Regions from separate parts of the Homo sapiens genome. Here region 1 is linked to region 2. A link is a contact called in ENCODE Hi-C or POLR2A ChIA-PET data. All regions are on one chromosome and are shown on one strand. Each heading gives the region's core, a stretch centred on a gene start or an enhancer-like site at or near the end of the contact. The rest is flanking DNA. Distances are from core to core; before and after follow the strand shown.

Region 1 (4,339 bases), core at 810-3,309, 1.4 Mb after region 2:
TCGAAGACAACCTACACAACACAATTCTGGGCATAGGAAAGGGCAAAGATTTCATGACAAAGACAACAAAAGCAATTGCAACAAAAACAAAAATTGGAAAATTGAATCTAGTTGAACTAAAGAGCTTCTGCACAGCAAAAGAAACCATTAAAAGAGCAAACTGACAGCTGACAGAATGGGAGAAAAGTTTGGCAAGCCATGCATCTGACAAAGGTCTAATATCCAGCATCTATAAGGCACTTAAACAAATTTACAAGAAAATAAAACAACCGCATTAAAAGTGGGCAAAGGACATGAACAGATAATTCTCAAAAGAAGACCTACATGCAGCCAACAAACATATGAAAAAAAGCTCAACATCACTGATCATTAGAGAAATGCAAATCAAAACCACAATAAGATACTATCTCACATCAGTCAGAATGGCTATTATTAAGAAGTCAAAAAATAACAGATGCTGGCGATGTTGTAGAGAAAAAGAAATGCTTACACACTGTTGGTGGGAGTCTAAATTAATTCAGCCATTGCTGAAGACAGTGTGGCAATTCCTTAAAGACCTAACAACAGAAATAATGTTCAACCCAATATCCCATTACTGGGTATTTACCGAAAGGATATAAATTGGTCTATCATAAAGACATATGCATGTGTATATTCATTGCATCATTATCACAATAGCAAAGACGTGGAATCAACCTAAATGTCCATCAATGGAAGACTGGATAAAAAAATGTGGTACATATACACCATGGAATACTATGCAGTTATAAAAAAGGAGATCATGTTCTTTGCAGGAATGATAGAGCTAGAGACCATTATCCTTGTCATACTACTGCAGGAACAGAAAATCAAATACCACATATCCTTACTTATAAGTGGGAGCTAAATGATAAGAACACATGGACACAAAGAAGGGAACAACAGACACTGAGGCCTACCAGAGGGTGGAGGGTACGGGGAGGGAGAGGAGCAGGAAAAGGTAACTAATGGGTAGTAGGCTTAGCACTTGGGTGATGAAATAATCTGTATATCAAACCCCCATGACACAAGTTTACCTATATAATAAACCTGCACATGTACCCCTAAACCTAAAATAAAAGTTTTTTTAAAATAAAAATAAAAGAGCAGTTGGGAACTTGGTAATAGAATCACAAAGTCTTGGATTTGAATCCCAGTATGGTATACGTACTCCGCAAACTTAAATTTCCTCATCTGTACAATGGATAACAATCACACCTACATCAAAGGGATTGAGGAAAACTAACCCGTGTAAAGCAGTGCCAAGCACATAGTAAGCACTCCATGAATGCTGCTGAGATGTGGTGTTACTACCATATTTCATTAGTAAGGTCATAAGACTTGAAGAAGTTAAATGCACTCACTGAAAGTCATACAGATATAAGTAAAAAATCTGAAACTGGAGCCCCATATTCTAATGTCATGCGTAATACTCTTTTTTGCAATGATTTCCTAGTTCACTGTTTAAAATCAAAACTTTTATAATACCATTAGTGCATTTTAATTGTATTTAATATAACCCAAAATAAAGCAAACATCCCTGGTGCCAAAAACCCAAATGATATGTAACACTGATCTTTCATTTCACTGACAATTTCTGGACAGATTCAAAAGGAAAGATGACAATCATGTAGGTAAAAACACTGGGAAAACCACACAGGATTTTAGTCCTCTGGCCTCCTCCCTCCCCTCAAGTACTGTTTGGGGCCAACGCATGACCAATGTCACTTCCTGTCACTGAGTCATCATCATAGATTAGCATCACTAAACGTAACTGTTCCAGGAGGAGCTCAGGAAAGAAAATTCTCTCAGCTTCACTTTGAAATTGGCTCCATCTCATAATAAATACTTTCCAAACTCATCGAGAGAGGTTATAGAAGAGTTAATGTCCCCAAAGAGCTTCATTTATTTTACAGATTTATGAAATAGATCTTCTTGCCAAGGCCTCGTGTACCTTTCTTTTTTTACTAAAGGTGACACAGAGTTTCTCCGAAAATAAAACTGACTCTTCCAGATGCTTAAATCGAGGGTCATGAGTCATCCTGGCTGCCCAGTGTCACTGAAGACATAGCTCTAGGAACCTATGCAACTTCTTAACATAAAAGCTTTGACAGCATTTTGGCACCCTCCCTTAATATACCTGCCCAAAAAGCTGAGGATTTGGTTTTTACCATTTTCACAATAGCTTCAGGTCAGTTAGGCTTGGGTCCATCATTCCTGACCAATAGTTTTTACAACTAACTTTTGAGTTTGCCAAAGGCTTGTCACTAAACAAACCCTGAGCTCTCATCATGGGCTGAGCACTGGACTAGGCACGCAGAACAGCTGAATCAACATGTTTTTGAAATTCACCATCCAGAAAGGGAGAGAGATGTAATTTTAAGCTGCATTCTATTATTTACCAAAAGTGTGAGCAGAGCACTGAGGGAGTAGAGACAGGAGAAACTACTTTGTCATGGGCATTACCAGAGGCTTTCCTGAGGAGGCAGCCTTTGGGCTGGGTGGTTTAGAAAGACAGCTAGCTAGGCATAGAGGCATAGGACATTCATGACAGATGAAACCACGTGTGCAGGGCATGGAGGAGTGAAAGAGCACAAGGTAGAGGGTCTTTTGAAGGGTGGAGACAGCATTCTAATGCGGAGGGACATGGTGGGAAGGTGATAAGAGATGAAGCACATTTAAAATTTGTTAAAATGTGGTCCTTTTGGTAATAGTAACACCATGACTGATAAGTTGTTTAGCAGCTTATTGATAACTTGTGTCTGTAGCCCTGCCCATCTTCCACAGCTAATCACCACAAGGACACATCCACTGGGTTTCTCCTCCACTGGAATAGTGCTCTCACACACATGCACACACACACACACGCACACACACACATGCACACACACACACATGCACACACACACCATATACCATCTTCAAGCTCACCTCCCCTCAGGGCTGCAGCACCTCTCCACCAAACTGGAATCTGGGACACCAGTGTCTTTCCAACTGCTAACTCCAATGTTAATTTCTCAGTCTTGGTCTCTGCACCATCCACTCTCTTGTCTTCTCTGAAATTTCTTACCATCTTGACTTCTGGGTACTACTGCTGTCTTCTGGCTATGGTCCAGCATCCCTGGCTGCCCCTCTAGACTCTCCTTATTCACTCTAATTGTCTTTCTTTTCACCTTCTGGATCTCCTTTCTAGATGCTCCTGAGTGCCAGCTCTCATCCCCAACCCTCTGAGTGGAGTCATGACCCAAATACACATCTGTAACTGAGCTCCTCCTCCTCCCAAATCTGTCTCCCATCATTTCCTCGTGTGTGCATGTGTGTACAGCATTGCTATTTCTATTCATCCAGTGTTCTCCTTCACCAAAATCCAGTCTGTTTCAGGTGCTGTCAAATTGAACACCCTACTACCAGTAAACCATCTCTTCTTCTCCTTCCCCATCTACCCTGCCCTAGTGCCTCATCAATTTTCCCTCAGATAATTCCAGCAGGCTCTGAGGCTTTCTTTTATCCAGTGCTGGTGGCTTCTTCTATCCAGTATTAATACAGAGACCAAATGAAGTTTTGAAGTGTAAATATGATCGTATCAGTCTTCTACTTGAAATCCCATCTTCAAATGGAACATACAAACCCATATGTGGCAATCCATATTAGTCTAGCCCTCACTTATCTGATAATCAACCTCCCCACTTGCCCTTAATGGGCTAAGCTATTTTAAGCTTTCATGCTCCTGCCCCTCCCCATACCCAAAGCAACTTCCATTCTTGATTCCATCCTTCTCTCCCAGCAAAACAAAATCATCTCAGGCATCCTCTGAGAGTCCTGCCTGACCCCCTCCACCTCCAGCTTACTGTCCTATGTATCCAAGTAACACACTATGTTATCTTCCACCCAGACACTAAGGAATGGGCAATCACTGCCTGATTAGACCATGATGCCCCATCATCAGAGGCTAAGGGTGTCTCTGTATTCCAATCAGGTGAACACTCAAGTCATATTTGAGTAAATAAATAAATGCATATTTCCACAGAAACTTGGCGATCAAGTTCTCTAATGCTAGTGTTCAGCTGCATAGGGCTTAAGTATATTCTCTGGGCTGGCTAGGAAACCTAACTACCATTTATAATTTTGTCTCTATGGGAAAATGCAAGGACAGTTCCAGATGAACCAGTTACAAACAATTTGGAACAAAGCTCATTTGTAAATTGAGGATTTACTATATTTATCTGTTCACATTTCTGCTAGGTTTGAAATTGGTCTATCATCTTTCCCTCTTGGTTAACAAGGTATGAGAGTAGTGAGAACATTAAGATACATCTAACAC
Region 2 (4,810 bases), core at 1,225-3,724:
GCATAGGGCAGCAGAGTCCCCGGGCCTAACCCATAAAAGCATTCTTTCCTCCTAGGTCCCTGGGCCTATGATGGGAGGGGCTGCTGCAAAGGTCTCTGAAATGCCTTTGAGGCCTTTTCTCCATTGCCTTGGCTATTAGCACTTGGATCCTTTATATTTATGCAAATTTCTGCAGCCTGCTTAAATTCCTCCCTGAAAACGGGCTTTTCTTTTCTACCACACAGCCAAGCTGCAAATTTTCCAAACTTTTATGCTCTGTTTCCCATTTAAATATCAGTTCCAACTTCAGGTCATTTCTTTGCTCATACATATGAGCATAGGCTGTTAGAAGCAGCCAGGTCACATCTTGAACACTTTACTGCTTAGAAATTTCTTCTGCCAGATATCCTAAATTACCACTCTCAAGTTCAAAGTCCCACAGATCTCTAGAGCAGGGGCATAATGCAGCTAAGCTGTCTGATAAGGCATAGCAAAGGTTACCTTTACTCATTCCCAATAAGTTCCTCATTTCCATCTGAGACATCTTCAGGCTGGACTTCACTGTCCACGTCACTGTCAGCATTTTAATCACAACCATTAAACAACTCTCTAGGATGTTCCAAACCTTCCCTCAACTTCCTGTCTTCTAGCCCTCCACATTCTTCCAACCTCTGCCTATTTCCCAGTTTCAAAGTTGCTTTCACATTTTTGGGTATCTTTATAGCAATATCCTACTCCTGGTACCAATTTTCTGTATTAGGCTATTCTCATATTGCCACAAACAAACACCCAAGATTGGGTAATTTATAAAGAAAAGAGGTTTAATTGGCTCATGGTTCCACAGACTGTACAGGAAGCACAATGCTGGCATCTGCTTGGCTTCTGGGAAGACCTCAGGAAACTTACAATTATGGCAGAAGGCAAATGGGGAGCAGATATGTCTTCACGGTAGGAGCAGGAGCAAAAGAGAAAGAGAAGGGAGGTGCCACATACTTTTAAACAACCAGATCTCATGAGAACTCAGTATCTTGAGGACAGTACCAAGGGGGAAATCTGCCCCCATGATCCAATCCCACCTCACACCAGGCCCCACCTCCAACATTGGGGATTACATGAGATTTGGGTGGGGACACAGATCCAAACCATGGCAAAAAGCTACCCAAGTGATTTTAATGTGCAGCCAGAGTTGAGTACCATTGCTCTGACAAAATTTTTTATCTTATATATGAACAAGAAGAGACTTCAAGAGCTTAAGTAACTGACCCCAAATAAAGGCCATACAGTCAATTACTGGCCAAGACTCTGGCCCGCTCTATTCCCCTATTGGAAAACCTCCACAGCAGTCACACTTTGGGTCAATTTCTTACAGAGGATAGCTACAGTCTTTATGTCTTTAAATCTAAATCTAGATATATTATTTGAATAGTGCTAGCATACTCTGGCAGAACTTTTGAGAGTGAGGACTGTTCCAGAACTATCTGTGCTATGTGACCTCAGGATCTGGAGGTGGTGACAGGCTCAGATTTTACAGTCAGGAAAGTCTGGTTTCAAATGGTAGTTCAGCCACTGACAGCTCTGCACCCTTGGCCAAGTTACTTGGCATCTCTGATCTTCAGTTTCCTTGTAATGTGAATGTTTTGTCAACACAGACTGGTTTCTTGGTTGTGAAGACTAAATAAGATAAGGCCATAAAAGTCTCAGCACGTAATTAGTGCCTTTTAGGAAGCCGATGACTTATCCATTAGCTGGTGGTGCAATTTTACCTTTTAAATGATAGCAGTACTAGTAATTATTACTGTTGTTGTTCTTCTTATATTCCATGTATTTGCCTTCCAGATAGGTGGTTCTTAAGCAGAGGTGATTTTGTACCCCCAGGAAACATTTGGCAATGTCTATAGGTATTTTGATTGTTATAACAGGGGTGGAGGTTTGGGGACAGTGGTGGGGTGCCAGTGACACCAGTGGGTAGAGGCCAAGGATACTACTAAATGCTCATAATGCGCAGGCAGCCTCCCAACAACAAAGACCTATCTGACCCGATGGTGCGAAGGTCAAGAGACTCTGCTGTAGATATCTGTAAGTAATTGGGAGCTTGAGGGCCCAGAGCCACTGGGTGGTGACAGGATGATAATTCTCAATTTTTGCTATTGTGTGGCAAGGGGGCAATGTGTTTAGGGGGTTGCAAACAGCTCCATGTCTACTCTCAATCACCACAGAGGAAGGACTTTCCAACTCTTTACATATGAGTTGCTGTGGTAACCGGTAAGTAATAACCCTGGGGTTTATACTCCTTAGAGGTGCTGTGAGGATAATCTTGCACCTAAAGTTTAGAAACACTGGTATCAAAGCCTAAAGAAGACAAGACGATTGCATCAGATCCCACAGGAGGGCTGTCTTTCTCCATGCTTGTGTTTTGGGCCCCTGGGGGTTGCATCAGCCTCCTCACTCATGAGCTCATCATTTATAAATGACAGCCGCCAAAGTCGGGAAGTATGAAACAGTTGCCAAATGGAGAACTTGCTCAGCTTTCTTGCTGGAGCCCTGTGTCTTAACTTACTTATATTAAAAAATAAAAGGAGCACAATTCTGCTAGGCAAGCTCTGCTATGTGAGAAGGGAAGAATACATGCAGAACTTCTCGTTGAGAGCACAGAACATTTTCGTGTCTGTCGAGATCACCGTGGTTGCTGAACGTGGCCGCTGTTGAGCAAGTGGTCAGTAGGTGGCGCTAAGTCATCGCCGAGAGGACGCTCCTGTCCTAGACCTGAGTTACTGTCAGTCTTGGAGCGCGCACACCCCAGAGTGAAAAATATAGTAACAGGAAAGATTTAGTTCTTAAAATAAGTCAGCAGCTCAGCGAAGCAGATACTACCTCGGCAGGTACATTTTCTTTCTTGAACTGATGGAAAAGGGCATTTACTGCCTACAGGCTTCTGGCTACAGAAATCAAACAATCAAAATATTCAATTAAATGAAACCAGCAGCAGGCCTGGCCCCAGAAGAGAATGAGAACCAGCTGGGCTCAGCCCTATGTCTGGGATCCGGTACCGACGTTCCTCTGTACTGACACGTCCGGAGCCAATGTCGAGTCACGAGTCACCCAGGCACGGTTTTCTCTCTCCAGTGAAGGCTTTGGGTGCTGAGATGTGCAGTTGTAACGTGTAGCATGGAGACCATTTTAGTGATCTAGCTGGCTCTTCTTAAATTATGGGAGTCCTGGCCGTACATGTAGGTGAGGACGCCACCTTTCCCACCTACGTGAGAAGGTAGGAGAGTGGAGATCCCTTGAGGCGCTGGAACAGGAGTGTTGTCATGGTGATGGGGCCAGTCACAGGGCTCACCAGTCCCTTTGGCGGAGTCTCTGCCTCAATTGTAAGGGAATTTGGAATCACTGGATCAGATGCAAGTTCACAGTCATGTTGCCACTTTTTTCCACAATCTATAGCCCCCACCGTGAAAGCTCCAGTGGGTCATGCTTTAGAAAGGGGAGGGAGGTAAAGAGTGGGTGGGGGGCTTTGAATCCAATAGTCCTGTATCCCAGCTCTGCCACCAGTGAGCTCTGTGACCTTGCAAATGCCATTTTGCTTAAGCTTCAAAGCTCTCCTCTGTAAAATATGCATAGAATGGGCAGGAGGGCTGCCAATGAGCTGCTTGAAATGAGTTCACATCTCTTGGAAGCAGAGAAAGCTTACAACTAAAGTGGCCAGACAGCCATATGTGATCTTAGAAGAACTGTTGAACCCAGAGAGAGGCCTCGAAAATGGAGATGGGCAAATGCCATTCCCACCATGCGAATCCCTTTCCCATTTTTGCTTGTGGCTGCCCAGACTCGGTCCCTACCCACGCTTAATAAATTCTTACAATTTATTCTCCTGCCCTTCAGCTTGACTTGTAATAATGTAATGATGGCTATCAGGGTTGGAACAGCAAGCACGATACCAGCACTTTAGGAAGATTAGTTTCCTCTATTTAATGCTCATGACTACCTGCAAGGTAAGTGTTGTCACACCGGGTACAGATGAGGAAATGAAGGCAAATCTCTGCGCAAAGTCCTGGGTGGGTGGGCTGGAGAGTTGGGAGCCTGACTCGGGTTTATCTGAGAAAACAAGTGGGCAGGAAACTCAACTGCTCCACATGAGATGCAGAAGTTCTGCCATTTTTTTCTCAGATTATAAAGTGTCAGAGGCTGCTCTGGAAAAAAAAGGTGCAATGAATTCTTGTTCAATCATTAATGGTGCTTCAAAGGACATACAGGCCCATGCACACATCCTTCTATGTAGGTACAGAGAATTATTTTTATCCTGAGTTGCACACATTTATTATGTTATTAATAGCATGGACTCAACTGGGTGTCCCACAGAGTGACTCTTCTAATGACTGGTTAGGAAATTTGACAGCAAGTAAGAGGGCGGTGAGCCTGCTTTCTGGTCTGGGCCTGAGTGACCCCCCATCTTCCTCCATTTGGTTGAGAACAGGCTACAGGTCAGACCTCAGCCACTGGGATACTGAACCAGGGCTTCCTGGACCAGCGCCTCTTTAGGGTTGAACACTCACCTTCCTGCAGTACAAAGCAGTGGGCAGTCTCGAGTGCCCTTCTGAGGTCAGCCTGTTGGGGTGTAAATGGTTCTTGAAATGCATCTGATTTCCAGCTTGTTAGCATCTCATTGTCTCCCTTAGAGTTTCAGCCTCCCTTAGAGTCCTCACACCTTGTCAAGACAGATGCTTCCTGGAACAGGATCTCTGAGCTGTGGAATGGAAAGTACCTTTATCATCTTTGCCTGTCTCCTAACAGGTTTGTCCCTTGTCATTCTATGTCAGTTTCAGGTAGGGTG

Evidence for each region. A loop is a pair of places that touch in the nucleus more often than their neighbours do. ChIA-PET counts read pairs that join two places held with the same protein, here RNA polymerase II (POLR2A). Pooled maps may share reads with other maps.
Region 1: a map of PC-3 shows a loop between it and region 2 (6-fold over the local background). The contact joins two enhancer-like sites. A Hi-C loop is called at or near these places in 1 of 168 maps with a recorded cell type or tissue (PC-3), 1 of 37 single-sample maps with no recorded cell type and 3 of 50 pooled maps. POLR2A ChIA-PET finds 5 or more read pairs at or near these places in 1 of 52 experiments (endothelial cell of umbilical vein).

The regions. Positions count from the first base shown.
Region 1 is chr1:221,033,476-221,037,814 of GRCh38, reverse strand. No RefSeq gene overlaps it. Among named protein-coding and RNA genes, the nearest start is that of HLX-AS1, 160 kb to the right of the region's middle. Within about 2 kb of position 2,059, at least 5 of the 41 ENCODE cell types and tissues checked have a DNase peak (open chromatin) inside an H3K27ac peak, as active enhancers do.
Region 2 is chr1:222,453,200-222,458,009 of GRCh38, reverse strand. No RefSeq gene overlaps it. Among named protein-coding and RNA genes, the nearest start is that of TRT-TGT2-1, 9.4 kb to the left of the region's middle. RefSeq lists an enhancer at 2,576-2,625. Within about 2 kb of position 2,474, at least 10 of the 41 ENCODE cell types and tissues checked have a DNase peak (open chromatin) inside an H3K27ac peak, as active enhancers do.